Regions from separate parts of the Homo sapiens genome. Here region 2 is linked to region 1. A link is a loop called in an ENCODE intact Hi-C map of the cell type or tissue named here. Cell type or tissue: CD4-positive, alpha-beta T cell. All regions are shown on one strand. Links, peaks and the distances in the headings refer to the core of each region. The heading gives the core; the rest is flanking DNA. Region 1 has its middle 190 kb from the start of LYSMD4. Region 2 has its middle 83 kb from the start of LYSMD4.

Region 1 (16,037 bases), core at 3,864-11,863:
TAGTGGGCCCACGACTGCTGTGACAAATTACCACAAACTTGCTGGCTTCCAACAACACACGTTTATGATCTTACAGTCCTGGAGGTCGAAAGAGTAAAAAGAGGTCTCACTGAGCTGAAATGAAGCTGCTGGCAGGGCTGCGTTTCTTTCCGGAGGTTCGTTGGGAGAACCTAGTCCCTTACCTTTTCCAGCTGCTAGGCAGAGGCCGCCCTGTTCCGTGGCCCGTCCTCCATCCCCAAAGCCAGAAAAACCGGGCTGAGACCTCCTGGTGCTGTCGGCCTTCTCTGTTCTCTGTTCTCTCTCTTTCTTTCTCTCGCCTCTCTTCCTTATAAGGACAGGTGATTGCATTGGGCCCACCTGGGTGACCCAGGCTAATCTCCTTACCCATTAAGCTCCCCATCCTCAGCCTTTTCTTCTGTCAGATGGAGAATATAATCCCCTAGTTTTAGGGAATTTTGAGGAATAAATCGGATTACTAAACTGTGAGTTCCTTGAGTCAATAAAGATTAACTGAGCACTTACTGTGTGTAAGGCAACTTTCCTAAGTGCTAGGGATACGACAGTGAACAAAACACACAAAAATGCGTGTTTCTGTCTGTGTGTGCAATTAATCTACCTTAATTCCATCCGCAACTGTAATTCCCTTTTGCCATGTAAGGGGACAAATTCACAGGCTCTGGGGAGTAGGATGTGGACACCCTTGGGGCGTTTATTCTGCCTTCCGCAGTGGAGGACTGCAGACGCTGTGGGCGAAATGTTTGGAGCTGGTGCCATTAAAACCCTCTGCAGTTCCCGCTCAAGGTGCAACTCTCAAGTACTGGCACCTGGGTTTGCGGCCACGTGAGGCTCTGAGCAGCATGGGCCTTGGGGACACTGAAGATATCAGAGGCCCTAGAGGTATGTGTGGCTTCCCAGGTTAAAGTTGGCACGGAGAGAGAAGAGCGTGGCAAGTCAGGCAAACCCGGTGAACTCCCTTTGTCAGCCTTCCTTCCGTCTGCCACAAGGAAGGCCTGTACCAGAACCCAGGGCCTTCTGGGCTGAGAGGCCGCAGCCTGCATTGGAAGGCCACTGAGTCACGGACGTGGGAAGATGACCATCGGTGTCCGAGACGCGAGTATAAAGCCAGGCGCTGCCACTCACCAAGCTGCGCGATCTCGGGCGAGCAGCGCTTCGCCAGGCTCGGCCCACGGCGACGCCACAGTGCCACCTGCCGGCCGGACGCCCTCGCTCGCGCACCCCGCCCTCCTCACTCGCGCACCCCGCCCTCCTCACTCGCGCACCCCGCCCTCCTCACTCGCGCACCCCGCCCTCCTCACTCGCGCACTCCCCCGCCCTCCTCACTCGCGCACTCCCCCGCCCTCCTCACTCGCGCACTCCCCCGCCCTCCTCACTCGCGCACCCCGCCCTCCTCACTCGCGCACCCCGCCCTCCTCACTCGCGCACCCCGCCCTCCTCACTCGCGCACCCCGCCCTCCTCACTCGCGCACTCCCCCGCCCTCCTCACTCGCGCACTCCCCCGCCCTCCTCACTCGCGCACTCCCCCGCCCTCCTCACTCGCGCACTCCCCCGCCCTCCTCACTCGCGCACCCCTCCCTCCTCACTCGCGCACTCCCCCGCCCTCCTCACTCGCGCACTCCCCCGCCCTCCTCACTCGCGCACTCCCCCGCCCTCCTCACTCGCGCACTCCCCCGCCCTCCTCACTCGCGCACCCCGCCCTCCTCACTCGCGCACTCCCCCGCCCTCCTCACTCGCGCACCCCGCCCTCCTCTCTCGCGCACCCCGCCCTCCTCACTCGCGCACTCCCCCGCCCTCCTCACTCGCGCACCCCGCCCTCCTCTCTCGCGCACCCCGCCCTCCTCACTCGCGCACCCCGCCCTCCTCACTCGCGCACTCCCCCGCCCTCCTCACTCGCGCACCCCTCCCTCCTCACTCGCGCACTCCCCCGCCCTCCTCACTCGCGCACTCCCCCGCCCTCCTCACTCGCGCACTCCCCCGCCCTCCTCACTCGCGCACTCCCCCGCCCTCCTCACTCGCGCACCCCGCCCTCCTCACTCGCGCACCCCGCCCTCCTCACTCGCGCACTCCCCCGCCCTCCTCACTCGCGCACCCCGCCCTCCTCACTCGCGCACTCCCCCGCCCTCCTCACTCGCGCACCCCGCCCTCCTCTCTCGCGCACCCCGCCCTCCTCACTCGCGCACTCCCCCGCCCTCCTCACTCGCGCACCCCGCCCTCCTCTCTCGCGCACCCCGCCCTCCTCACTCGCGCACTCCCCCGCCCTCCTCACTCGCGCACTCCCCCGCCCTCCTCACTCGCGCACCCCGCCCTCCTCACTCGCGCACTCCCCCGCCCTCCTCACTCGCGCACTCCCCCGCCCTCCTCACTCGCGCACCCCGCCCTCCTCACTCGCGCACTCCCCCGCCCTCCTCACTCGCGCACTCCCCCGCCCTCCTCACTCGCGCACCCCGCCCTCCTCACTCGCGCACTCCCCCGCCCTCCTCACTCGCGCACCCCGCCCTCCTCTCTCGCGCACCCCGCCCTCCTCACTCGCGCACTCCCCCGCCCTCCTCACTCGCGCACTCCCCCGCCCTCCTCACTCGCGCACCCCTCCCTCCTCACTCGCGCACTCCCCCGCCCTCCTCACTCGCGCACTCCCCCGCCCTCCTCACTCGCGCACTCCCCCGCCCTCCTCACTCGCGCACTCCCCCGCCCTCCTCACTCGCGCACCCCGCCCTCCTCACTCGCGCACTCCCCCGCCCTCCTCACTCGCGCACCCCGCCCTCCTCTCTCGCGCACTCCCCCGCCCTCCTCACTCGCGCACCCCTCCCTCCTCACTCGCGCACTCCCCCGCCCTCCTCACTCGCGCACTCCCCCGCCCTCCTCACTCGCGCACTCCCCCGCCCTCCTCACTCGCGCACTCCCCCGCCCTCCTCACTCGCGCACTCCCCCGCCCTCCTCACTCGCGCACTCCCCCGCCCTCCTCACTCGCGCACCCCTCCCTCCTCACTCGCGCACCCCGCCCTCCTCACTCGCGCACTCCCCCGCCCTCCTCACTCGCGCACTCCCCCGCCCTCCTCACTCGCGCACCCCGCCCTCCTCACTCGCGCACCCCGCCCTCCTCACTCGCGCACCCCGCCCTCCTCACTCGCGCACCCCGCCCTCCTCACTCGCGCACTCCCCCGCCCTCCTCACTCGCGCACCCCGCCCTCCTCACTCGCGCACCCCGCCCTCCTCACTCGCGCACCCCGCCCTCCTCTCTCGCGCACCCCGCCCTCCTCACTCGCGCACCCCGCCCGGCAGTGCGGCCCGCACCCGCCCCCTCCCGAGCACCCTGGCGCGCACTTAGCCAGTACCTGCGCGTGCACCTCGGCGTTCAACGCGGCCTTTGCGGCGGCTCTCCCCTTGGACCTGAGGCTTCCCGCTTCGTTCTAGAGTGAAGGCTGGAAGAGCCCAGACAGGAAGGTGTCAGCTCTGTCCCACACCCAGGTGGCCTGTGCTGTCCCTTAAGTACAGCAGCAACAACGTCACCTGGGGAGGAAAGCTTCATGGAGCTCACCAGATTTGCAGGGGTGAAAGATGGAGGGAGGAGGGGAGTTGGATTCCTATACTAGTTTTTATCTGGATAACTTCTGAGCCAAGCACAGCTTTGTGAGCCTCTAGAGACCCCCTAACCTACTTGCATCAACTGGACATAAAGAGGGGAGCCCAATAGCAACTGCATCCATTCTAAAACCAAAAGCTACTGTTATTCGCCAGGCATGGTAGTAAGTGTCCTATGAGTGTTAATTCATCCATCAAACATTCTTTGAGCTTCCCCTCTGAGCCAGATCGTGTCTAGGTGCCTGGGATGCAGAGGTAGCGAACGTGCCCACACAGGCATACACACGCATTCCTATCCCCTCTACTTCGTCGGCGCTGTTGTTTGACATAGGAATTACTACCACCTAAAACACTATATATTTTACTTTATTTTTCTTATATTATTGTCTGCTACCACACATGTATGCCTGTGGACATCCACACCAACCCCCACACACACACAGACACATTTTTTGTGTGTTTTGTTCACTTTTGTATCCCTAGCACTTAGGAAAGTTGCCTTACACACAGTAAGTGCTCACTCTTTATCAGCTCAAGGAACTCACGATTTGGTAATCTGATGTATTCCTCAAAATTCCCTAAAACTAGGGGATTATATTGTTCATTTGACAGAAGAAAAGGCTGAGGATGGGGAGTGGCCTGCATGGACTGATTCAACTCTTAGCAGTGGAGATGGGAGGCAGACCCAGGTCTGCTGATCCTAAATCCTGTCCTCTGAGTGTCCCCCATAAGCTAATTACTGGAGAAAGCAGAAAGAAAAGAAACCACTATTATCAGCATTGCTTTTCATTTTATTAATCTGAAGAGTGAACACAGTGAAAGCAGGCAGCTACATGTTAGCTGTAGACTGTAGACCACATCTGTTCAAGAATCCCTCCGAGATCATTACATATAAAAATGGCAAATAAAATAATTTTAGCTTTATTTATTTATTTAAAGTTCTACTGAGATAGCAATAAAATAAGGAAAACAATGAGAGGGCAGAAATTCCATTGGAATCAAAATCCTGTATGAGTGAGCTGAATTTTGTCCTGAAGGCTTCTGCTGGTTTCCAGTCGCCTAGAACCACAGTTACACTGAACTATGCTGGGTACAAATGACCAAAGTAAGAGGGGAGCTGGGCTGGAGGAAGAGTTCTGACCAGAGACCCCTGCATAAAGTCAGAAATCCCAGAACTCAATACCTTCAGTGGGTGAGCACAGAAGCAAAGAAATAAAACATTCCCCTAACACATTCCTAACCATCTGTCCCTATTTGACTAGGAAGAGGGCAAGAATCTACACTTTTTGTGAAAATTGAAGCCCCCTCGCAAATAGAAAGTTTTGGGTTTGGTGTTTTTTGTTTGTTTTTTGAGATGGAGTCTCACTGTGTCACCCAGGCTGGAGTGCAGTGGCGTGATCTCGGCTCACTGCAAGCTCTGCCTCCCGGGTTCACACCATTCTCCTGCCTCAGCCTCCCGAGTAGCTGGGACTACAGACGCCCGCCACCATGCCCGGCTAATTTTTTTGTATTTTTAGTAGAGACGGGGTTTCACCATGTTAGCCAGGATGGTCTCAGTCTCCTGACCTCGTGATCTCCCCGCCTCAGCCTCCCAAAGTGCTGGGATTATAGGTGTAAGCCACCGTGCCCGGCCTGGGTTTGTTTGTTTTCTGAGACGGAGTCTCGCTCTGTCACCCAGGCTAGAGCGCATTGGCTCACTGCAACCTCCACCTCCCAGGTTCAAGCAATTCTCCTGCCTCAGTCTCCCAAGTAGCTGGAATTACTGCCACCCACCAACATGCCCGGCTAAGTTTTGTATTTTTAGTAGAGATGGGGTTTCACCATGTTAGCCAGGCTAATCTCAAACTCCTGACTTCAGGTGATCCACCTGCCTCAGCCTCCCGAAGTGCTGAGATTACAGGCATGAGCCACTGCTCTCAGCCAGAAATTTTAGTTTAAAGTGATCTGAAGTTGACTGTGCTTCCTGGCATCTAGCATAAGCAAATATAAGTTCTCTCCAAAAGGTTTAAGCTGAGGCCTTAACGATTTCTCAAAGATAGTGACTAGGAACATGATTTTATAATCAAAAGTCACAAAACACATGAAGAAACAAACTGTCATGAAATAGGTTCCATGCTTGGTAATGGTAGACTGAGTGAATCAGAACAGCTCTCCCTCAAGAACAACAGAAAATCTTGACATCATTGGCAAGCAAACAAGTGAGTGAGAAATTATGGAAAAGAGACGGAATTCCAGAAAAGTTAGCTCAGAATTTGAAATCATTTTGACCTGGGGATACTAAAAAGGGATCAGCCCTCAAAGGAACTGAAGACCAACCGCAAAATTATGTCAGTCCCTGATGATATTAAGATGACCTGGGGTAACTGGGGCTTCTAGTCTCATTGCCTAGAGAAAAAGTAATCCTCTTAAAATGTAGATACAATTATCCAGAACCTCAAATTACCTCTTAAATGTTTACATATAATGCCCGGCATTTAATTTTTAAAAAGCCAGGAATAGTAGAGGTTAAGATATTAACAAAACTCAAGATAATCAATGAACAGTAGGGACATATCCTTGGAGCATCCAGGATTTGAAATTATCAGAAACAAACCTCATACAGCTATAATTAATTGGTTTAAGAAATACAGAAGTATTTTGTCAGAGAATGAGAAAGCATTCAAAATAGAAATCCTAAATCTTAAAACTTTAGAACAAACTGAAATTAGGAAATCAATAGATTGGTTTAACAGGAGTTTGAATTCAACTGAAGAAAAAGTGAATTGGGAGATGGAATCAGAAAAAAAATACATGCTGAGGCACAGAAAGACAAAATGTTGGAAAATACAGAAGGAATATAAGAGGCGTCTAGAGTATGGTAAAAATATCTAGCATATTTGTTATGAGGAGTCACAGAGGAAAGGAGAAGACAGAGTGGAGAAGTACTATTTGAAAAGAAGAGAATTTTCAAAAATGAATAAAAGATGGGATACCACAGATACAAGCAACACTATAATTCCCAAGAAGGAGAGAAGCAACACCATATCTAGGGACATTATAGCAAACTGATGAAAAGCAAAAACAGAGAAAAATCTGAAAGCATTTGGAAAAAAAAAAAGAAAATTATCTTCAAAGGAGCAACACTAAGACTGATGACTGATTTTAAAATAGAAACAATGGACTCCAGGAAACAAAGGAACAGCATCTTGATGCCATCTTGCCAGACTGGAAGTCTATACCCAGTGAAAATATCCTTCAAAAAGTGAAGGAGAAATAGAGGCTGAAAGACAAACAGCATTGAGAAACACATTACCATCAAAAAAAATTAAAAAAGATATTGTAATTAAAAATCTGCTCACAAAGAAAACCAGGTGCAGACAATTTTGCAAGTGAATGCTTACAAACATTTAAGAAAGAAAGAACACTGCTTCTACACAAAATCTTCCAAAGCATAGGAAAAGGGGAATACAATTAAAATTATGTACCACCTTTTTTAAAAAAGAATAAAAAGATGAACATTTAGAGAAAAAATTTAAAGATATAAATAAAGTAAGCAATGTACTATGCAATAGACTGGAATATTCAATATTTAAAAATATCAGTTCTCTAATAGATCTGTGCAGTCTGGTTCTAAAAATCATGTCGACATTGACACACAACTTGAATAGACTTCAAGGGAAGTATTTTTTTTTTAAAGCCAATCTCAAAAGGTTACACACTATATGATTCCATTATTCTTGGAATAATGAAGTTACAGAGCTGGAAAATAGACTAATGGTTGCCCGAGATGAACGTTAGGAGGTTTGGGAGATAACCGTCTGTTCAGTGCAGTGAGGCAAGGAAAGGCAACTAAAGGGTGAAGATTAGAAAGGAAAAAGTAAACTGTCATTATTTACAGATAACATGATTGCATGCATAAAAAATTAAAAGAAAACAGGTAAAACATCAAAGCTCATGAAATAATTTATCAAGGTTACTGGCTAAAGGTTACTATGAAAAATCATTTGCGTTTCTTCACACCAACAACAAACATTAAGAAAATTAATTTCTCCCCAAAAAGTTGTTTAGCCTGAATCTAGTCATAAGGAAACAAGCCAAATCTAGACTGCAGGACATTCTACAAAATGACCGGCCTAGACTTTTCAAACATGCCAATATCATGAAAAGAGGGAGCAGGAAAGGAGGTGCGGTGTTCTAAATGAGATTAAAGAGACATGAAGAATGAGTGCAATGTGTGATCCCAGATTAGATTCCAGGTTTTCTTGAGATACAATCTATGTAGCATAAAATGCACCATCTTAACGGACGCATTTCTGTGATTTTTAACATATTCACCAAGTTGTGCAATCATCACCATGATCTAATTCCAGGACATTTTCATCGCCTCCCAAAATCCCTTCTACCCATTAGGTGTCACTTCCATTTCTGCACTCCTCCCAGCTCCTGCCAACCGCTAATCTACTTGCTGCCTCTATAGGTTTGCCTATTCTGGATATTCCAAATAAATGAAACCATACGATATGTGGTCTTTTACATCTGGCTTCTTCCTTCACTGACATTTCTTTAACACTTTCACGGTTCATCCATGTTTTAGCATGTATCAATACTTCACATCTTTTTAAGGCTAAATAATATTCCATTGTATGGATTTATCACATTTTGTTAATATATTCATCAGTCAAAGGACATTTGGGTTGTTTCTGTTTTGGCTATTGCGAAGAATGCCACCATGAAGATTCACGTACACATTTTTGTGTGAACATATGTTTTCAGTTCTCTTGGATGTATGCCTAGTAGTGGAATTGCTGGATCATACGGTAACCGGACATCTAACTTTTTGAGGAACTGCCAGGCTGTTTTCCACAGCTGCTGCACAATTTTCCATTCCCACCCACAAATGTATAAGGGTTCCAATTTCTTCACATCCTTGTTGATACTTGTTATTATTTTTTATTATAGCCATACTAGTGAGTGTGAAGTGGTACCTCACTGTAGTTTTGATTTGCAGTTCCCTAATGACTAGTGATACTGAATATATTTTCATGTGCTTATTGGTAATTTCTATGTCTTCTTTGTAGAAATGCCTATTCCATTTCTTTCTCCATTTTTAATTGGAGTTGTCTTTTTATTATTAAGTTGTATGAATTCTTTGAATTCTTTATATGTTCTAGAAACTAGACACTTATCAGATATATGACTTGCAATATTTTCTTCCAGTATGTGGTCTGTCTTTTGACTTTGATAGTGTTATTTGATGCACAATTTTTTTAATTTTGATGAAGTTCAGCTTATCTGTTTTTTCTTTGATTGCTTGTGCTTTTGGTGTCATATCCACAAAGCTGTTGCCTAATCCAAGATTACAAATTTTCAAACCTATGTTTTCTTCTGATTTTTATAATTTTAACTTTTATATTGAGATCTTTGAGTTAATTTTTAGTATGTGGTATGTGTTAGAGATGAACATTTATAATTTGTAAAAAAAAGACTATTCTTTCATCTGTTTAATGGTCTTAGAATTCTTGTAAAAAATCCATTGACACCTTCAATGTGAGGACTTTTTTTGACTGTCAGTTCTAGTCCACTGATATATATGGTTATTCTCGTGCCAATTTTGATTACTGTTGCTTTGTAGTAAGTTTTGAATTAGAGAACTGTGCATCCTCCAACCTTGTTTCCAGGATTGTTTGGGCTATTCTGGGCTCCTTTAATCCCATATGAATTATAAGATCAACTTGTCTATATTTGAAAAATATGCAGATGGAATTGTCTCTTTCGTTCTTGATTTTAGTAATTTGAATCTTTCTTTTCCTTTGGCAGTCTAGTTAAAGGTTTGTCAAATTTTTTTTATCATTTCAAAGAACCAACTTTGGTTTCATTAATTTTCTCTATCATTCTTCTGTTCTCTATATTTTTCACCCTGCTCTAAGCTTTATTATTTCCAGGCAGTTTGTGATAAGGCAGAAAGGGTAAAGAATAATTCTGGGCTAGGGGAATGATATGAGCTAAGCCATAGATATGTGAAAGGGCATGACAATTACAGCAAATGATAAGCAGCTCTGTGTAATAGCCCCCAGAGCTGGGGGTGGGGGCAGATACAACTAAACTGTATTTTAGCAAGATCATTCCAGCAATGTGAGAAAATGGGAGAAAGGGAGGCTAGAAAGGAAACAAGAAGTGGTGCTGGACAGCTTGATGTGTTGTTAAGGATGAGGAAGAAGGAATGGATGTGATGGGGATTAAGAGGTCCACTTGGAAGCGTCTGTGGGCCATTGACCATGAGGAGAGGGAGGAGTATAGGACGGTGTGGGGCTGGTGTTGGGGCCATAGGCTATATCAAGGGAGTGTGAGTGGGAAGATAAAGGGTTCTGTTTGGGGAAGGTTGTGTGTCAATGTGTCTTGAGGCATGTGGACAGAAATGTCCAGAAACAGTGGGAGAGACAGGTTGGGAACACAGGCAGAAGTCAAGGATGTGGGGCAGGTTTGAGGGCCATTGGTGAGTGGGCAGAAAGGATGTGACCCACCCCACGGAAAAGGTCAAGGATGAAAGAGAACCTACAACATCTCTGGTAACACCAGGGTTAGAGGCTGAAACACAAGACCAGGAGTCAGCAAACAAGATGAAGGGGCCAGCCAGAAAGTGGCAGTCAGTGCTGTGAAAACACCAGCAGTGCACGGTGGCACCTCAGAAGCCCTTGGGAGGGACCGAAGATGGGACAAGGCCAGCAGGGCTGAGAGTCCCAAAGAGGTCAAGTAAGGTGTGGCTGCCCATGTCCACTGGACTTGGCAGTCAGTGAGCCATCAGCCACTCACCCAATGACAGTGCAGGAGGCAGAAGCTCAAGTGGAGTGGGCCGAGGAGCTGAGGCAGGCAAGGAAGTAGGAGGGCAAGTGTTCCCCACCTTCCCAGGAGTTTGACAGGACCACAAGGAGAGGGCGAAAGTGGCCAATCAGCTGAAGGTCTGAATAGAACATAAAGGCTGATCTCCCATGAGTAAGAGGGAACGCCTCCTGCCTGACTGCCTTCAAGCTGGGACATTTGTCACCCTCTCCAAGCCCCCCAACCTTTGGACTCAAACTTAAGCATTAGCTGTTCCTGGGTCTTGGGTCTGCTGGCTTCAGACTGGAACCGCGTCACCGGCTCTCCTGGGTCTCCAGCTGGCCAACTGCAGATCTTGGGACTTGTCAGCCTCCACAGTCACAGGAGCCAATTATTTATTATATGAATCTCCTATTGGTTCTGTTTCACTGAAAGACCTGACTAATGCAAGGGGCACTGGGGGTGGTAATGGACACCTTTCTTCAGGCTGAAAGAAAGGACTATATGGAGGCCTACGAATTGATTGAGCAGGAAGAACAGGGGGTGAAGGAGCTCAACAGAAGGTTCATTGCTCCAAGTGGTGGGGCCTTTTACTGATCCAGTTACAGGGCCTGCATCCTCATCCATTCCATCCTCACCACGGGTCAGCAGAGCCATATGGTTGAGGAGTCTCTCCCCTGCGGTTTATACACAATATGGTTTGGTTTCCTCCAGCATCTACCTCTTAACTGCAGAACCCCCCTTTCCCACTGGGCAGCAGCTCCCTAAGTCCTTATTAGGGAGCCATAAGCTTTCGACTTCTTTTGGTTACTGCTTGTAGGAGTTAGGATTCCATCCCGTTCACTGGTTAAATCTTCACTCTCAAGCTCCATTTGAAACTCATCTCCCCTTCCCATGCCAGCCAGAGCCACAGTCTTGGAGCTGGAGAGGAGGCTGAGCTTTGATCCTGCGCTGGCCTTGCCCTTTCTTGCGGGCTTCCCCTTCTGGTGCCCAGGGTGGGGGTAGGGGAGACGTCTGCAGGGGGCTGCTTCTAAGCAATGCTGGTGACCTCTACCGCTGCCGTCTCCCATAGGTGGGGTCGGGCTTTCGAGAGGCAGAGTTCAGTGTCACGCCAACCTTTCCATTGCTAAGAACCAGCCCTCCCAAGTTCCCCTTCAGCCTGGTCAGACATTGAGACCCTGTCTCAGCTGTCCAGGTGGGTGCCCATCACTCAACTTGACTTCTGCCTGACAGAGAGGCTCTGTCCCTCTGCCAATCCTATTCCTTCGTGCAGAGCTCTTCTGCAGGCTCCGAGGGCTTTGGAGAACTGGGACGGGGTGTCGGGGGTCCCCCTTTCCTTCCCAGATATGCCATGCCCACATCCCTCATATTCACCATGGAACCCTCCTTCTTTCCTCAGTCACATTGCTGGGGGAGGGAAGTGTCTGCAAAGAGCAATGAATGGGGGTGCAAGTGACGGCAGTGTCACAGCAATGCAAGGAGTGCCCCTGGGAAAGAACCAGAGGGCAGCCAGGGACGCTGGCTCTGTTGGAGGGAGGCATCTGGGCTGGTCTTTCCGAGGCAAAGGGTTTGCATGGGTGGTGGCCCCAGCAGTAAAGCAGTGCCTCTGTAATGGGGCACCCCCAATCTCTGGGTGTTAAAATGCATTTTCTGTTGCAGTGTTCCTGGGCGGCACTCCAGGTTTGGCCTTTCTAACTCCTTGGGGGTGCTGGGGATGCTGGCTCAGGGACTGTCCCTCCCGGGAGGGATCTGCCATTTCAGAGGCTCAAAATGACACACATAAATCTCTCTCACGCTTGCAACTGGACAACCTTTCCTGCACCCTCCCTCCCCCAAGCAAGTGTTCCTGTTTTGTTTTATTCTCTATGGAAACAACATGAACAAAGGGTCTAGTAACCAACACATGGAGAGGACTCTCTACACACCAAGCACCGCAGTGTTCTAGTTAATCCTCCTAACAGCCCTCCGCTGCACAGGCGGGGAAACTGAGGCCTGGAGATGTCCAGTCACTGACTGGAGGATGCACATGGGGAAGTGGCAGAGCTGTCTGCTCCCAGGGAGGAGGGTAGCCCTCAGCCCCTCACACTGCCAGAGGTCACCCAGGGAGGGCTTTTTCCAAACAGCCTTTTGGAAAGGGAGCGTCTGGAAATTTCCTCAGGCTAATTAACTTGAGGCAAGGACCCTGCAGTGAAGAGGCGGCACTTTTAACAGCTCTGAGACAGTTACATGCTAAGTTTCTGGTAAACAGAAATGAATGAGTCCCAAGAGGGCTGGGGTTTGTTTTGGGAAAAGAGAAAGGGGGAAAAGTCAGCCAGGGCAGACCGGAGGAGGCTAACGGCAGCCTGGGAGGCCTTGTCAGTGTCTCCCCCGGGCAGACCACGGGCCACTTCCAACAGCCGCTGCCAGAGCCTGCAGGCCTGCTGGGGTCCTGGGCTGCGTGATGTGCATATATTAATCTCCTGGGATTGCCATGAAGTACCACAAACTGTGCGGCTTCAACAGCAGACATTTATCTTGTCACAGCTCTGGAGTCGAGAAGTCTGAGATCAAGGTGAGGCAGGGTTGGTTCCTCCTGGGGGCCCTGACTGGGGACTGCTCCAGGCCTCTTGTCTAACTTCTGGTGGTTGTCACAATCTTCTGTGTTCCTTGGCCTGTAGGTCTCGCCCCATCCCTGCCCTCATCTTCACTTGGTGTTCTCCCTACGTGCGAGCCTGTCTCTGGGTCCGAATTTCCCCTTTTTATAAGGACACCAGTTGCACCGCATTAGGGACCCACCCTACTCCAGTATGGCCTCGTCTTAACTCGTTACATCTGCAACAACCTAAATGGGACCAGTTCTGCGGTACAGGGGACGGGGCTTCAACATACGAGTCCTCAGAGGATGCAGTGCCACCCATCACAGTGAGGGAGGGGTACGGATGGCCCCTCTACCCGGACAGCCCAGATGTGGACCCATGGATTTTCTCACACAAATTCCAGGACCCCCAAGCACAGTTAGAGAAAGTATTACAAGGCCTGGGGAATGGACAACAGGCGGCTCTTCCCTGGGCAATCCCCAGCGCTGGAGACAAATGAGGGTGTTTCCACAGCATGTTGCAGGACGTCCTCCACATGTCACATGAGTGTCCAGACCCGCAGACACTGTCGCAAACTTCCTGAAACCTCAGTCCATGAGGCCAAAGGCACTGTCACGGAAGGGCTGGGCCAGGACAAGCCACGGAGCCTCTCTTCACCTGCCTGCCGGGGAGGATGATGCCGACCTTGAAAGTACAACTAAGGCTGTTGGATGAATTCAGTGCACTTTCCACCCCACCTCAAGTGAAGTTATCTTGAAATTATTGTCTTAGCCCTGCCCCTGCCCTGCCCTCCCACATTCTAGCAAAGACTCAGCCAAATGCCTTCCTTTTTTTTTTTCTTTTGAGAGGGAGCTTCCCTCTTGTCGCCCAGACAGGAGTGCAATGACACGATCTTGGCTCACTGCGACCTCTGCCTCCCAGGTTCAAGTGATTCTCCCACCCCAGCCTCCCAAGTAGCTGGGACTACAAGCGTGCACCACTACACCCAGCTAATTTTTGTATTTTTAGTAGAGACAGGGTTTCACCAGGTTGGCCAGGCTGGTCTTGAACTCCTGACCTCAGGTGATCCACCCGCCTGGGCCTCCCAAAGTGCTGGGATTACAGGCGTGAACCACCGCCCCTGGCCTAGCCAAATGCCTTTCACCAACTTTAATGATCCAACCCTCAGGGCACATGGAGTGCATACTGGCCTGGAACCCTGGGGACCACAGGCCTCTGTTTCTGCAGCCAGCAGCCACCCACTTTGATTCCAATGTCCTGCTATTCCCTGGGGGAGTCACCGCCCTTCACCCCCACTGTCAAGCCGTCAGCTTAAGGCAGCTCGACATCACCCAAGGCAGACAATGGAAGCCCTTCCCATGCCTTTTCCTGGAATTACTGGGAACAGTAAGCTCTTTTTTTCCCCTGTTGGGGAATGAAGTACCTACCTTATGTACAGACATGATAAAATGGACGCAGCACTACCTGGAGATAACAAGGTAATATGTGTAAAGTACCTACGCAGGAAATATTTCTTGTTCGGGTGTTGAAGGTAAAATGACACAGGAATGTACAGGAAGCACCCAAGGCATCCACAGAACATGCTTGTTGCAGAGGCGGGTTTACTGTGAAGGCAACAAAGCCTAAGCTTGCAGTCCCTCACCTGAGCCGCCCTGTCCAAGGCCCTGCATTGAATTCTGTCTGTAACTTTGTCTCTTTCTCATCAAGAGGACAACACCTATCCCCAAAATTGTATAATAAGCTTCATGTCCCCAAAACTTGGATCCAGTTCTGAATGCTGGGCATGGGAAATAAGAGGAACTGAGATTTTTTAAAATTAACAAAATGCAGAGGGTGAACCAGATGCTATTTAGCTTCCTTCTAAGGCAAAAGTCTCGTCTGTCTGTGATCCTGATGTAATAAACCCATCTTTTTGGATTGCACTGGGACTGGATTCAAGACTTTAAAAAAACCGAAAGGCTTTTCTTAAAAACAGAAATTAGCATTTAACCCTAAGATAATAAAGCAGAAGCCAGATGAAATTCAAAGTGCTTAAATTTCCATTAAAGAATAAATTCAGGTCTCCAGGGGGGAAAAAAATGAAGCAAATATTCTCCCAGGGCAAGAGGAAAAGAAGGTTGTCCGAGTACCTCTCAGGGAGGAAGGTGGAGCTGACAGCCAGGAGAATTCACTATAGAAGAACCCAGACCTGGGAGCAAAGAACCCACTTCAGGGCTCACTGAAGACTCTGTCCTGGCTTCTTAACCCAGCCCACCTGGGGAGCAGGGAAGGGCCCTGCAATTGAGACGACTGAATAGAGAAGGCAGCTAGGCACGGTGGCACACACCTGTAATCCCAGCACTTTGGGAGGTCGAGGCGGGTGGATCACAAGGTCAGGAGTTCAAGACCAGCCTGGCCAACATGGTGAAACCCCGTCTTTACTAAAAATACAAAAATTAGCTGGGAGCACCTGTAATCCCAGCTACTTGGGAGGCTGAGGCAGGAGAATTTCTCGAACTCGGGAGGTGGAGGTTGCAGTGAAACGAGATCATGCCACTGCACTCCAGCCTGGGTGAGAGAGCGAGACTCCATCTCAAAAAAAAAAAAAAAAAAATTGAAAAGGCAACTGCATACAGGGGAGGATTCTGTGTTAAAGCCTGCTTTTCCTGGTAGGAATTTCTTGAAGCAACAGGAAGCTCTGAAACTCTGTTTTCAGTCACTTGGACAGTCAGTCGGTTGTGGGTCAACAAACTTTCCATGTGTTTATGTTTGAGGCACCAGGCTGAGCCCTGGAGATGTAGAGTGGAAAGCAGAGGGTTGTACTGGAAGTGACTGTAGACGGTGTAGTGGCTGAGGCCATGACGGATGGACAGCACAGGCCTCTGGAAGGGACACTAAAAGGGAGTATCTGCCTAGTCTAGGTGCCATCCGTAATGATACCTGACATTTTTGACTTGGGCTTTGTGCAGATGACAAATGGAGCGTTCAGAATGCCAAGAACAACAGCTCAGGGCCAGGCGCGGCGGCTTATGCCTGTCATCCCAGCACTTTGGGAGGCTGAGGCAGGCGGATCACCTGAAGTCACGAGTT
Region 2 (16,037 bases), core at 7,429-15,428, 110 kb after region 1:
TTTTCAAAACTGTCTATTCATGATAATTAGAGAAATACAAATCAAGACCACAATGAGATGCAATCTTACACCAGGCAGAATGGCTATTACTAAAAAGTCAAAAAAATAACAGATGCTGGCAAAGTTGTGAAGAAAAAGGAATGCTTATACACTGTTGGTGGGAGTGTAAATTAGTTCATCCATTGTGGAAGACAGTGTGGCAATTCTTCAAAAACCTAAAGACAGAAATAGCATTTGACCCAGCAATCCCATTACTGGGTATATACTCAAAGGAATATAAATCATTCTATTATAAAGACACATGCATGCATATGTTCACTGCAGCACTATTCACAATAGCAAAGACATAGAACCAACCAAAATGGCGATCAGTGACACACTGGATCAAGAAAATGTGGTACATATACACCATGGAATACTATGAAGCCATGAAAAAGAACAGAGATCATGTCTTTTGCAGGGACATGGACGGAGCTAGAGGCCATTATCCTTAGCAAACTAACACAGGAACAGAAAACCAAACACCACATGTTCTCACTTATAAGTAGGAGCTAAATGATGAGAACTCACATGGACGCATAGAGGGGAACAACACACACTGGGGACTTTCAGAGAGTGGAGACAGGGAGATGGGAGATCATCAGGAAAAATAACTAATGGGTGCTAGACTCAATACCTGGATGATGAAATAATCTGTACCATCAAAATACTGTCCTCATCTTAAAAGTAAATAGCACTATTTTATTTAATAGTTTATATTTTGGAATCCTAACCAGATATTTTTTCCTTAAATTTCAAGCACTGCATTACTTCCAAAGACATGCTATGGGTATGTGGAAATTATATCAAACATGAGTAAATTTTGTTGACCAAGACTATAGAAATAACAATACCATCATATAAAGATACTAATACAGACATTGTTGGTTGGTGAAAATTACCCCCAAATGTCCAATGCCGTGAGTATACTTTGAATAGCTACTTAGTTTGGTTTTTATTAACATTATATGAAGGTTATTTCTAAGCCTGCAGACATAATTCGTAGAATATACTACTCCGATATTTGAGAATGTACTACTTAAATATCTGGATATATTTATTCCAAATATATCTCCACTGTGCTTTTTTAGAAGATGCAATTGCCATCACAGTAAGATATTGCTGATTCAGGTGAAATTTTTAATTAACTAGAAAAATCAAAGAATGCAATTCTTTTTCAAGATTTCTTCAAATAAAGAAACAAGCAAGATTAGGCTGTGGTGCTGTGAATAACACCAAGAAGTACGGAGTCGGGCAAGCCTCAGGTTCAGTCACAGTTCTACTGATAAGCAGATAATAATTCTAAGGGTGCGTTTTTGTGTCTTAGGTTTGTGGATACCTATGGTAGCATTCCACAGATCAACATTGAGCCTACCCCACGACTATTCAACCTGCCCATTATTTGGGTAGCTTTCATATAACCAGTTAGAAAGAAAACATCTATGAAAACTACTAAAGAATTATATATTTTAATTAAGGGTACCGAACATGGTCAAGTTAGAGAACAATACAGTAGAAACCTTCTATTCAAATATAATTGAGACCAGTTTTTTGATAGTTAATCTAAAAAATGAGTTAAGGAGGAGGATCACAGGGTTAAAAAAAAACCACAAATGTAAATTAATTGGCCAATATTTTGATATAAGCCCAGGACCCTTTGATTATCACTTTATTAACTGGAGTTTCTATACATTGTCTTCTTTGTATAAATTATTATCATAACAAGTCAATTAGAATTCCAAATTTTTATTTGTTTAAAGTAGAACAAAAATTTAAAGTAACAGAAGTGCAAAAACCTTTTAGCTTATTAAAATTGTTATTATTCTAATTTTATAATTTTTTCTTAAAATTTTTACATTGCTTAGCCCTCACATTAATCAACTTAGCTTTTTCTAATCTTTTCAAGACCCAACATATTTTTACATAAATAGCACCACTCCATTATGACCACATCACTGATTTTATTTATGTCACCAAAGACTAACTTGAATACAACCTAAATAAACTGGCTTGTAAATAAGTTAACATAATGCTAAGTTGAGGCAATAGACATAATAGAAAACACACTGTTATTTTATAGGGAGAATGTACAGTGTCAGTTCATTTAACAAATTAGTTAAACACAACTCAACTACAACAATGTCAATGAAAAGTAGCAAATTCTGTTTTTGCTCCATGGACTTTACAGCCAGTGAGTCCTGAGAAAGAAGAGATAATTTAAAGAGCTTCATTGGCAGGTGAATCTGTGCTTGGCCTTTTAGCTTAGAGAATGAAGCTCCATATTAAAAGCAGAAGAATAGTGAGGCATCACATGTGAAGAAAGGAATCAGAACAGACATGCAGGGGCAAAAGTAGCCACGGTCTGCATTCTGGCTCAGGAGGACAGTATGTGTTGAAGAGCAAAGCTTAGAATGGGCTGATGCCTGTAACCTCACCCCATCCCATTGCTTTATCTACTCACAGATTGCCCAGAAAATCGGGCACCCCACAGTGAGAACAGGAACTGGGCATCCCAGCTAATCTTCAGCTGGGTGGGTCTCATAGGGTGGTCAGATTTGAAAAAAATAACAATAGGCTTTGAAGAAAAAGACTTGGAGATGAAGCAGAATGCTCCTGCCAAAGCTTTCCTCAATTGACATAAGAGGAACAAGTTTATTTCCCAAATTAATTATAGTATAATTTACCAGGTATCCAAATAAATTTGTTTAGAGACTAAGAGTTTTCCCCTCAAATAATGCCTGACCATAATTTTACATATAATTCTTTTATTCAGCAAATGTTCAATGTATGTTTGTTTTATACCAAACACTTTTTAAGGAATTAGGAATACCATTGTGGATAAAATAGACAATCTTCACTAAATGCTTAGTTATGACAGGAGGCAAACAAATACATAAGAAAGAAAATAATTCAGAAATACAGTTTTATGCCTAATTATATCAGGTGATAGTAAGTACTGTGTCCCCAAAACACTTACTCATTTTCTCAAACTATTATAAAACAGGGAAGGTGCATAAAGAGTGCTGGACATGGGACTGAAGATTCTGTTTTAAATATGGTGGCCAGGGAAGTCCTCACTGTGTAAGAACATTCCAACAAAGACTTGAAGGAGATGAGGGAAGTCATCAAGTGGATGGGAAAAAGAACACTCCCAGTAACAGGACCAGCAAATGCAAAGACCAGAGGAGAAAGACTGCTTTACTTAAGGGACAGCAAATAGGTCTCCCTGCTACAGCAGAGTAAATACAGTGGAAATGGTAGAAGAGTTTTTAGTTGTAAGGCAAGAAGGGGGACCAACCATGGAGAGTCTTAGATGTCATTGTGGAGATTTCCATTTTGCTGGAGGTGAAATGGAAGCCACTGAAGGCACTTGAAATGGAGGCTGATATGGTTCACAGCTTTAATAGTCTGCTGTCTGCTGAGATAAGAATTGACTATAGGACAAAGGGTAGATCTAGGTAGTGAGATGTTACTGCAGTCACCTAGGAAAGAGCTAGGATGATTTGAACTAGAGTGGTAGTAGTAAGAGGTGGTCATACTTTGAAAATATTTTTAAAGTAGAGTTGACAGGATTTGGTGATGAATTTGGCATGTGATGTGAGTCAAATTTCATAGCCTCAGCCAAACATCCCTATTTAATTACGTTTAATATAATGGAAAAGGTGGGGGAAATGGATTAAGAAAAGAAAGAAGTTTGGCATGGGAAACAGTAAGGTGAAGAAACCAGTCGGGATGTTAGATATCTAAATCTGAGTTCAGGAGTTTTGAATGCATACAAAATTTGATCGTTAGCATGGGGCTAGTATTTGAAACCATGAGACTGGACAAGATCATTTTAGTTTAGTGTATTTCCACAGATTATATTTCAAGCATCATGCTAGATACTTTAACGTTTGGCCATTTTAAAAGCCCACTGGTAAATTTCACAGGAATGAGGATTTGACTGACCTGTTTTTCTCAGCTGTCTGACCTCAGTAGGATGCATTATTGTATTGTATTTAATTCCCTATAAAATTCCAAAATATCAAAATAAGGCCTGTATTTATTAGCAGGATTTTTCAGATAGAACTATACTACTTAATTTCACAGAAATATCCTTCCCTGGGGTGATGATACTATTATATCACCAGTCATGAAGTCATGCTAACTTGTAGGCAACAATGGAGCTCACATTTTGATCTAAGCTAATTAGCATGCATTACTTAAATTATGAAAATGCACACTTTCAGGGGGCAGACAGATTTTATTAATTCTGAATTATGTCAAACTATCACTTAATAATTCTCAAGGGCCCAACTCTGGCAAAACCAGATGCTGCAGTGTATGTGTTTCCTATTCTCTTCCAACTTTTTTCATCATGTTTCATCAGCAAATGCTATGAAGTCTAATTAATTTAATTAATGGATCTCAGGGCCATTGGACAATGCATTTACATGAATTGCTCTGTGAAGGAGCTCTGTCTTGCTCTCTCTCTCTGCCCACCCTTTCTCCCCCGCTTTCTCTTTCAAGAGCAGAACATTTTGGTGAGCTCCAGTTAACTGGCTGAACTAAGCAGCGATCTCTTAGGTAATGATGCACTGCTAACAAACCTCAGCATAGACTATAACACTACCACTAAAGCTTCTGTTCATGTTGTTCTAGGGCTGATAAAATGGAATATTGTAATCTAGCTCTGAGGAAATTTGAGATTGTCTCATGTTTTCTCAGTTAAACCAGAAAATAATTAATTATAGGGAAGGGACAAGAACTGCCATGGCAGAGCCAGGCTGAGAAATAATTTCTGTTCACTCTCAATGTATTATCTGCTTTGTCCCTAGAGGCTCCCTTTTGTTACTCTTATATCAAAATCTCACTAAATTTTCCTGCCATCTCAACTCAAAAATCATACCTACAAAGAGCTAAAGTTTTATCTTTTTGCTTTTGCAAAAACTCTGTGCGAGCTATGAGAGTGTAAGCTTTATAGTTATATACAGATGTTTTTATTTATAATATTTCTCCTGCAAAACAGGATTAGAGAAAGTGAACCAAAAAGAACATGTAATAAGATGAATAATGAATAGAAAAATAAATTGCTCTAAAGACAAAGTAAAGGAAACTATAAAAGGGAGATGACTAGAACTATTTAGCAAGAAGAGACCTCATTCTTTCCATCAAATAGTGTGGTGTAATTTGCACAATGCACCCAATGGTTAATGAACACATATTTGTTGAGGATATCATTAATAAATAATACAACCAATGAAAAACTAATACAAAATATTTTTACTCTGCAGGAAGTAACTATTAGGTAGGTATTGTAAATTCTAACTTTAAAAGGTAGAGGAAAATATATATTGATCTGACTCATAAATTCAACAGGAAGACACAGAGTAACAATTACTGCAGGTGAATTTCAGCTCTCAGTCTATCTACCAACCAGTGTCACCAGGAACCTTCTTCAGACCCATGTATCCAACTGCGTATTTATCTTTTGCACCTGAATATCCCTCAGATATCTCCATTTAATTCATCTTCTTCCTCCAAACTGGACAGTATCCAAGCAGATCCAGAGAACTGTGAAGAGCTATTCTAGTCTCCGCCCTCTCCCCTGTTGCTGATCCAGTTAAGAGGGCCAAAGAATGTAGTTGAGAGGACATCAGCTCTGTATCTAGTAGCATTTAGTTTTAACCTCATCCCTTCACTTAAAATTGGCATGGCCTTCAGTAAGCGATTTAACTCCTCTGAATATCAACTGATAAAAGTAAAAATAAAAAAATTTACAAAATTAATTGTAGTGAGGATTAAAATATCATGTTTGGTACATCATGAGCTCTCGATAAACAGTTGTAGTATTGTTATTCAAACTGGTACACAGGCCTATCACTTCTCTTTCCTTTTAGATCTGTTTTTTTTTTTTTTCCTTCTGTTCTCACCTCTGAATGTCCCAACCCAATCTCTCTTCCTCTATCACCTTTTTAGGAAATCCATCCCCACCCCACTCACCCCACCACTCCTCACACTCCTTTCTCTCCTACCCTGGCCTCCACCACAGCTCCTCCATCCCCACCTGTAATCCAGCCTCTAAACCACTATCAGGGCTGCGGTTCTGAAGTGCAAATCTCATCATGTTGTACCTTATAATATCTTTGAATGACACCTATTTGTCTCATGATAAATTCTAAACTCTTTAGTTTTATGTGGACCATGACCATTTTTTATCTGACCCTGTCTGTCTCTCCCTAATTCTCATTTCTCTCCACCAAATACTCCACCCTTGTACTGAACAACGTGCCTCTACTTTCATCTCTTCATACTTATATTTTTTCCTTGATCCTTAACTTTGCTCACAATGTTCCTGCCATCTGGAATAGCATTTTCCCTACTGGCCTGGAAAATTTGACTATTCCTTTGTGGCGGAATTCAGTTTTCACTCCCCCGTGAGTGACCTTCTTAGGACAAATTGACAGTATCTTATATTGTAGTCCCACAGTCCAATAGGCAGTCTTCAAGTGTCCAATATGACAGTGCATGATATTTGTTGTTTATATGCCTATTTCCCCCACTGGCTTTGAGAAACTTGAGAGATTGTTGTAACCATTTGTATCTACAGTGTCTAGCAGAGCATGCATCTATTTGTGTTTTGAATGAGTGAGTGAATTAATGAATGATGAGAAAGCAATGACCTATGTTTTCTCTCTACCTCTTACACGAGATTATAAATAGACTGATTCAACTGAAGATTCCAGGTCCTATTCCTTTTGCTGTTGTTATCGTATACGTTAGCAAAAAGCTTCATCCTTTCCAAAAATTTCTTCAGTGGTAGCAATAAATTCAGTGTCTTCTGGAAGCAACATTGTGCTCTCTTTCTCTCTCTCTCTCTGATTTGCCTATTGCTACTTTGCATAGTATGTGTTTATGACTTTATCATTCGTTACAGTACATGTAATAGGAGCCCTGCTATTTCTTCATAAGTGGTTATGAAAAAATATTCATACTTGCTTATGTTTTGTGAACATCTATATGTGGTGGAGCATATGTTATTATAATCTTACTTTAAGTGGAAATACAGTTTAAAGGATTTTCTCTTACTGTTCTTAATGTAAAGCTTCTAAATTAGATATACAAAAGCGCTCATCTAGAAGCTAATGGAACCACAAGCAAAACACAGAAAAAGGCTTACCGAGAACAAATTATAACAAACAAATGTTAGTTTTATTGCAATAGAATTACTGAATTAGTACATGATGGAACAAAAGATCTATAACAAGTTTAGATGTCAGTAATTTATTGGACATGGATTGTATGTACTGTACCCACAAAATTCTATCAAATTGTTTCTATTTCAAGAAATTTTCAGTTTATTCATGTTCAACACAAAAGTTAATTATACATGAAATATAAACTGAATGGAAAACATTGGCATTGTATTTCCTGGCTTTCTGGGAAGAATGTGGTAGTAAGGTTAACATGGAAATGCAAGAGAAAGCTCTTGCCTCCTCTCCTTGTTCCCAGGATAGGACAAAATACACATGGCCAAGAATGAGAAAAGTAGGACAGAACCCAATGTAGTCAAGAGAGTTATGACCCTGAGGTGTGAGGTAAGATCTGGCCCTGGGAATGTTGACTGACACTGCAATATTTAGTGTCTAGACTGGAATGATTAGCTATGAAGTGGGTTAACTTGGAGTCTTTAGAGATGGCGCTATTCCCAGAAAGATAAATGAGATCCAGTCCTAGGACAAAAGGACAAACATCATTGGTCGGAAAAAGAAAAAATGACTTAGAAAAAGAGAGAAAGAGAAACCAAATGTAGAGGAGAAGAAGAAATCCCAAGGATGGAGACCAAAGGGTTTCCCAGACAGTCTGTTCCTTGGGAATGTGAGTTACACAGCAGCCTGGAAGATGATGTTACTTCCAAGCCCATGATTCTGTCTCCATGACTTAGGACACTAGTCACAAAGAAATAGAACATACCTTTCCCTTTCTAGATATCATTGTCAGTTGAAGAACTGCTACTCATGGCCTGCTAGAGTGAAACTCATTGGTTCTAGGAATGAATGAAATTGGACCTGCTGGAGGCTTTTAATTATTATGTGGGCATCAGAACTGATGAGGATTGATGTGGGTGTTATTTCAATAAAGTGTTACAAACAATTCATATATGAAAAATTTACTTTTTCTTAATTTATAAATACGCTAATATAGTATTTCAATGTTGTTATTCAAATTAAAGACCATGTGAGTTCTTAGACACAATCTCTCACTGTGTATTAATTGCAATAAGACATTGCAATAACCACATATATATTATATATATATATAAATTAATAGACATTACTTTTTGAGCTGTTTTAGGTTTACAGACGGTATTAGTGAAAATTAAAGTGCGTGTCCATAGACTCTCTCACCCCACCCCCATTTCTCCTATTTTTAACATCTTATGGTATTTTTAACATTAGCATGTTACATTTGTTACAAGTGATAAGCCAATGTTGATAAATTATTTTTATCTAAAGTTCATAATTATATTAGGGTTCACTCTTTGTGGTGTCCATTTTATGGATTTTAACAGGGTGTAATAAGATGTACCCACCATGACAATGTTACACAGAATAATAGTTTCACTGCCTTAAAAATCCCCTGGGCTCTACCTAGTTATTCCTCCTTTCTTTCCTCCCCAGGAACCCCTGGAAATGACTGATCTTTTTACCGTCTCCACAGTTTTGCCTTTTTCAAAATGTCATATACTTGAAACCACATAGTGTGTAGGCTTTCATATTGGCTTCTTTCACTCAGTAATATGCATTTAAGGTTCTTCCATGCCTTTTTGTGGCTTGATAGCTCTTTTTCTATACAGAACTGATTAATATTCCATTGTATGGCTACACCATAGAGTATTGGTCCATTTGCCTGTTGAAAGGTATCTTGGTTGTTTGTTTTGGTAATTATGAATAACACTGCTACAAACATTTGTGTGCATGTTTTATGTGGGCATAAGTTTTCAACTCATTTGGCAAATACCAAGGAGCACAATTATGGAATCATAGGCTAAGAGTGTGCTTTGTTTCATAAGAAACTGCTAAGCTGTCTTCCAAAGTGGATGTTCCATTTCGCATCCCCACTAGCAATGAGTAAGTTATTTCTGCTCATTGTTTTTACCAGCTCTCAGTAGTGTTGGTATTTTGGATTTTGGCCATTATAATAGCTATGCAGTGGCATCTCATTGTTTGAGTTTGCAATTTTCTAATGACATATGATATTGAGCATCTTTTCATGTGCTTATTTACCATTAGTAATATGTTGCCATCAGTAACTTTCCTTTCCCTTTCCATTGCCGCTGAGATCCAGCACTTTTTTTTTTTTTTGAGACACAGTCTCACTCTGTCACCCATGCTGGAGTGTAGTGGTGCAATCTCAGCTCACTGCAACCTCCACCTCCCAGGTTCAAGTGATTCTCCCTGCCTCAGCCTCCTGAGTAGCTAGGATTGTAGGCACCCGCCACCACGCCTGGCTAATTTTTTTTTTTTTTTTTTTTTTAATAGAGAGGGGCTTTCGCCATGTTGGCAGGGCTGGTCTTGAACTCCTAACCTCAGATGATCTGCCCTCCTCAGCCTCCCAAAGTGCTGGGATTACAGGCATGAGCCACCGCACCCGGCCATATCCAGTATTTCTTAATGGAAACTAAAACTTCACCAGTTACCACATTTTTCCCCATATATTTGTAATAAGTTCCAATGTCTGATAAGGCAAGTCCAACCCTCTGCATTTTTAAAAATTAATCAAGTTATTTATTAAAAATATTCTATGCACGTTTTAGAATCAAATATTTTATTAAAATCAATGATCATATTAGATTTATTGGAAAAATAATGTAATTTAATATTAAGTTATCACATTCATGAACATGATAATTTTCTACTTATTTGGATTTCCTTTAAGATCAATTCCTAAAATTTTCTATATAGATGGTTTTAGGGTTTTTTTTTTGTAGCTTAACTACAAGATACTTTGTAGTGTCTGAATTTTTATTACAGTTTTACACCTTCAATTCAATTATTGCTGATATGGATGAACTTTTTTTTCAGAATCTATTTTAGATTTAGTGGGTACATATGCAGGTTTGTTACTGCATATGGGATACTGCTTGATGCTCAGATTTGGAGTACAAATGTATCGATTAACCAGATGGTGAACATAGCATGCAATACTTTTTCAACCCTTGTCCTTCTCCTTCCATCCCTCATCTAATAGTCTGTTACTTTGTACTGTTTGCTATTATAAATTGGGGGGAAGCCATTATTATTATATATTAGCTTCAGAACAACTAGATTCAAGTCACAAAAACAATTTCGCACAAACAACTTTAGGAAACACTGCTTTGAAAACAGTAATCTGAATTATACCTGAAGCCACAGAAGCCAAATATTTACTAAAGGTTCTTTTAAGAAAAACAAGTTGGCCGGGCACGGTGGCTCACGCCTATAATCCCAGCACTTTGGGAGGCCAGGGTGGGTGGATCACGAGGTCAGGAGATTGAGACCACCCTGGCCAACATGGTGAAACCCTGTCTCTACTAAAATAAAATATAAAAATTAGCCGGGCATGGTGGCACGAGCCTGTAGTCCCAGCTACTCAGGAGGCTGACGCAGGGGAATGGCTTGAACCAGGGAGGCGGAGGTTGCAGTGAGCTGAGACTGCACCACTGCACTCCAGCCTGGTGACAGAGCAAGACTTTGTCTCAAAAAAAAAAAAAGAAAAAAACAAGTTGTATGGAAGGAGGACATCATTAACAGTATATCTCTTCAATAATGGTTTATTTTACTATTCTCATTCTTCTCATTCCTCTCTTACTATGTCCCAAATCCCTTCACAGGCTAAAAGAAACTCTTCAGAATTAATCCTATTCATAAAGAACACCACTTACTGAGTATTGCATTTTCTTCTTCAAATTCTTCAGCATACATTGGGAATACACCCTATGGACCATTTTTATGCTTTTAGTTTTGGGTTTTTTTTTTTTTTTGGCTAAAGAAACTGCAAAAAAAGATTTAGGACCTCATTCTATTAGGTTAGTATTTATCTAGTAAACTTCAGCATAAGCTAAATAAAATACATGTTGTTGCTCTGGACTGAAACCCCTCAAAACCATATTGTAAAAATTACAAAAAAAATTAACTGAAATCATGTTTTTAAAAATCTTGTAGATGACAAGATATGATATATAGTAGGTTTAAGTACCTATTTCAACGGTTCCCAAAGTGGGGCCCTCAGACGCCCAGGTCCAAACTATTTTAACGTGAATACTAACATGGTGACATTTGCTGTAACGGTGCAAATACAATAGTGGGTAAAAATGCTGGTACTTCAGCACAAACAAAGGCAGTAACACCAAACTAGTCATGGTATTCTTCACTATGCACAGGAAAGGTTTAAAAAGGAAGGGCAGGCTGGGCATGGTGTCTCACGCCTGTGACCCCAGCACTTTGGGAAGCCGAGGCAGGTGGATCACTTGAGGTCAGGAGTTTGAGACCAGTCTGGCCAACATGGTGAAACTCCATCTCTACAAAAAGTACAAAATTTAGCTGGACATGGTGGTTGCATACCTGTAGTCCCAGCTACTTGGAAGGCTGAGGTAGGAGGATTGAGCCCAGAAGGTGGAGGCTACCGTGAGCTGTGATCATGCTACTGCACTCCAGCATGGGTGACAGAAGAAGGCCCTGTTGGAAAATAAAAAGAATGTCTATGATGAAGCAGTGAAAATTGTACTACATCTTCATCCTTGAATATATCTTTTTAATATTTCAAGTGATGAAATTGGAAGTACACATGAGCATTTCTACAGACTGCCTGAGAAAAAACCCTCATGTGACTAAGTTGTGAAGTGAATTAACCACTTTAATGGAATACCATTTTTACTTGAAAGGATGACTGACAAACAATGTTATTTCAACTTGGGTTTTTGGGAGACATTTTCTCAAAAAATGAGATTTTGTCAATTCAAGAAAAACAACAGACAGGCCATAATAAAATTCAATAATAAAATTCAAGCTTTTGAACAAAAAATTAGAATTTTAGAAAACTTATATACACCATAGCTTTCCAAAAGTATTCTGATGAGATTGATGGTGATATTGATGAATGTATTTTGATATTATATAATCAAATGTATCAACACGTAGAAGATCTTGGTGAACCATTATTTTCTAAATGACCAATGCACGATGTTATAATATCATGCAAGGGTAAAAGATCCAAAGTTCAAGAAAAACCAAGTTTTGATGGAGTATCAAAAAAGAAGCCTAGGCAACATGGCAAAACCTTGTCTCTATAAAAAGATAGAAAAAATTAGCCAGGTGTGGTGATACACACCTGTAGTCCCAACTACTCTGGAGGCTGAGGTGGGAGAATCACCTGAGTCCCCAGAGACTGAGACTGCAGTGAGCTGTGATTACACCACTGCATTCCAGCCTGGGCAACAGAGCAAGACCCCATCTAAAAAATATATATATATTATTTTATATATATATATATATATATATCTCCACAATAATCTAAAATGGCTATCTGTATGAGATTGGACATTGTTCACATTTTTTCAAGCAAATATCACACAATAAATTGAATGCAGATGAAAACGACATACCAAACATCAAAGAAATTTGCAAAAAACGTAAGACTGTGCTACTTTGGGTTTAGAAATGTTTTCATAAAAGCATTTATAACAATATGTGATGAGCTTTTAAAGAATAGTTTAAATATTTCTGATTTAATTTCTAGTGATAAATACCAATAGATATAACCTACATAAACCAAAGCTCCTTGGGCCCTCAATATATTTTTAAGAGTATAAAGGAGTCCTGATTCCAAAACTTTGAGAACTGCTGCCTTCCCCTCCACTTACCTTCCTTCCCTAGAACTTCTTCCTTGGAAGAAACATCCCTTTGCCATTCCATATTAACTTACAGAGTTCCACTGAGGCCGGTTTTGCTACCTCCCTCCCATCTTTCCACCTCCCTCTCTTGACACAAAATCTGACCAGCCCACCCGATTTCCAGTGATTAGCTGTCAAGGTGGGCTAAGCCAAGAAAATGTGGGTTTTCCCTGAGACTAAACCTCTCTTTCTGGGAGATCTGGAATCACAGGGACAAGGTTGGCCACCTTGGGGTAGTCAGAATTCATCTTGCCTAAATGCGGAGAGGTTAGGCAAGTTTCTAGAAAGCCAAACTGCTTTCTAGAAAGTCAAAGATAATTATACTTTGTGCCATGACTGTGAGACTGCCCATTTTATTGCACACTTTCTAACATTCTTACCAAACTGATAAATACAAGCTGGTACCTAGAAGAAAAAAAGGCCGGGCATGGTGGCTCACACCTGTAATCCCAGCATTTTGGGAGGCCAAAGCAGGTGGATCACCTGAGGTCAGGAGTTCGAGATCAGCCTGGCCAACATGGTGAAACCCCATCTCTACTAAAACTAGAAAAATTAGCCGGCGTGGTGGCAGGCACCTGTAATCCCAGCTACTTGGGAGGCTGAGGCAGGAGAATCGCTTGAACCCAGGAGGCAGATGTTGCAGTGAGCTGAGATCATGCCATTGCACTCCAGCCTGGGTGACAAGAGCAAGACTAAGTCTCAAAAAAAAAAACAAAAAAAACTTTCCATACAATATAATTTGTTCCATCTCTAGAAACCAATTCAGCAATGAGAACTGAAAGCCACCACTTGGAAGGTTTCAAGTATTCAGCTCTACCTATTGATGTCTAAAGCATTAGTTAAGGTAGAAACACACACACACACACACACATACAGCCTATGTATTCAGTACCAGGAAACATGACTGACTAGATGGTATAATCATCTAACAGAAAGTGTACAATAACTGAAGCCACTGCAGAGGAGTAAGTTATGACACGGATCTACAATATTGTTGAGTGAAAAAGCAGATTACAAGAAAAATCTGATTTTTCAAGGGAGAGGGAACATATACAAACACAGGAGAAAAGAGATGCGCAGATGACTGAAAAAATACAAAATTCTGATAGTGGTACCTTCTGAGTGGTAGAATTATCAGTAATATTTTCTAGTTTTGCCTAAAAATTTTCTAAATTTCTTAAAATAAGAAGGTTTTGTTATCCATATTATAAAATATCCACCACCACCACCACAGGAAACTTAACCTTCAGCACAAACTCTACAACATGTTCAAAGTTTGTTCAGTTTAATATTTAAAAGACAATCTATTTTGAAAGACATCTAAAATGATGACCAATATTTAAACCTATGCATTAATATTTTTCAATCATATTTTTTAAATTTTGTAATTTTGATAAGGTTAAGCTTTATATCAATCTTGAAAAGATAAGTTTTCTATTTGTCTTTAAAATATGACCTACAATATGCCAGTTTTTAAACAGTGAATGGTGCTCAAAAATCACAATATAAATTCAGGCAGTGTTCCTTACATAGAATGTTTAAGTGCTTCTAACACTGCTGTTTTTCACCAGTTATGAAAACACATTACAATTATCTAAGCATCTAATTATTCAGGTCCCTTGTTTCTCCTCCATTCTATTAGTTTTACAGTAATTTTAAGGTCTGTGAGGATGAAGTTGTCTGTGACAGCCACCACAAAGGTTACCATAAGTGGACAAATGTCAAACAAGTTTATCTCCACTACCATCCCCACCATAAAACTGTCTTGATCAAGGGCAACACATTTCAAGGTTAACCAAGACAACCTCTTTACCTGTCACTGCTCAAGAAAAGGATTTTTTGGTCTTATTTATAAATAACTTTCTGTATCTATTTTTCTCCATAAATCCACTGAGGCCAATGTGTGGCTCTATCTCAAGCTCCAGCAAGCAAAACTGCCTGCCAGAAGGTTCAGTTTTTGTATCTTTCCAAATGTAGGACACAGCTCTCTTTTGATATGATAGTTTTTTGAAAATTGATACACAAACTTCTTCTTGAAAGTTCAGCCAGGCACAGTGGCTCACACCTGTAATCCCAGGATTTTAGGAGGCCGAGGCAGGTGGATCACGAGGTCAGGAGTTCAAAACCAGCCTGGCCAAGATGGTGAACCCCGTCTCTACTAAAACCACAAAACTTAGCCAGGTGGGGTGGCAGGTGCCTGTAATCCCAGCTACTCGGGAGGCTGAGGCAGGAGAATCGCTTGAACCTGGGTGGCGGAGGTTGCAGTGAGACCAGATCGTGCCACTGCACTCCAGCCTGGGTGACAGAGTGAGAATCCGTCGAAAAGAAAAGAAAAGAAAAGAACTTCAGATATACAGCAATTGTAATTCTTCTGAAAGCTAGTTATGGGACACTACTTTCATACTTTGCTGTTCAATAAATGTGGGGTGGAGAATAAAGTAAACTGACAGAATTACCATATAAAATAAAATTCTAAGTGCTCTGACAACAAAAGAAACTTAAAACACACACACACACACACACACACACACACACACACACGGTTTTCCCTGCTAATCATTTTACAACTAAACAACCAAAGTAGCTAACCCAGAGCCCACAACAGCAGAGTAGAAATTCTAACACTTGGTTAAATAAAAATGCACATATACCCCTGTGAGCTAAAAAAAATGCTTTCAAAGACAGACAGTAATTACAGCTACTGAGAACATCACTGTAAGCAAACTGAGGCAGAGAAAACAACGGTGCTGATGAGGAATTGAACCACCTAACCTGCAGAAACCCACTGGATGGTTTCCTAGGTTCCGAGTTGGCATTATCTTTCAGAGTGATTTCTAAAAGAGATCACATAATACTGTTACAAAGGATCTGGAGAAAGGGACCCTTGCTTTATCTCTCTGGCTCTCCAGTCATGCTTTACATTTTCACTTCTTACGCTCTCTTTCATATGAAATCAATTTACAGACTTCCTTCAAGCCCTTAGAGACCTTTTTGTACTATCCATGACAAGTTCTTGATGTAGCTCTGCACTTTTGACAAATTCTTAGCAGTTAACTTTCAAGGCAGTTAAGATTTCTGTTCAAGCACG

What was found. Hi-C counts contacts between places; a loop is a spot of excess contacts. Peaks named below come from ENCODE experiments on the same cell type or tissue, not always from the same donor. Only the 100,000 strongest peaks of a DNase experiment are listed, where the experiment ranks them.
Region 2: it touches region 1 in a loop (5-fold over the local background); 6 of 110 quality-filtered maps call a loop at or near these places.

The regions. Positions count from the first base shown.
Region 1 is chr15:99,913,662-99,929,698 of GRCh38, reverse strand. No RefSeq gene overlaps it. Among named protein-coding and RNA genes, the nearest start is that of LYSMD4, 190 kb to the right of the region's middle. RefSeq lists a silencer at 1,260-1,319 and enhancers at 1,041-1,335, 12,239-13,103. In CD4-positive, alpha-beta T cell, for the core only: no CTCF peak of the experiment used is centred there; no DNase peak of the experiment used is centred there; H3K4me3 peaks cover 116 bases; H3K27ac peaks cover 203 bases; H3K27me3 peaks cover 1,049 bases.
Region 2 is chr15:99,808,671-99,824,707 of GRCh38, reverse strand. It overlaps the pseudogene LOC400464. Among named protein-coding and RNA genes, the nearest start is that of LYSMD4, 83 kb to the right of the region's middle. In CD4-positive, alpha-beta T cell, for the core only: no CTCF peak of the experiment used is centred there; no DNase peak of the experiment used is centred there.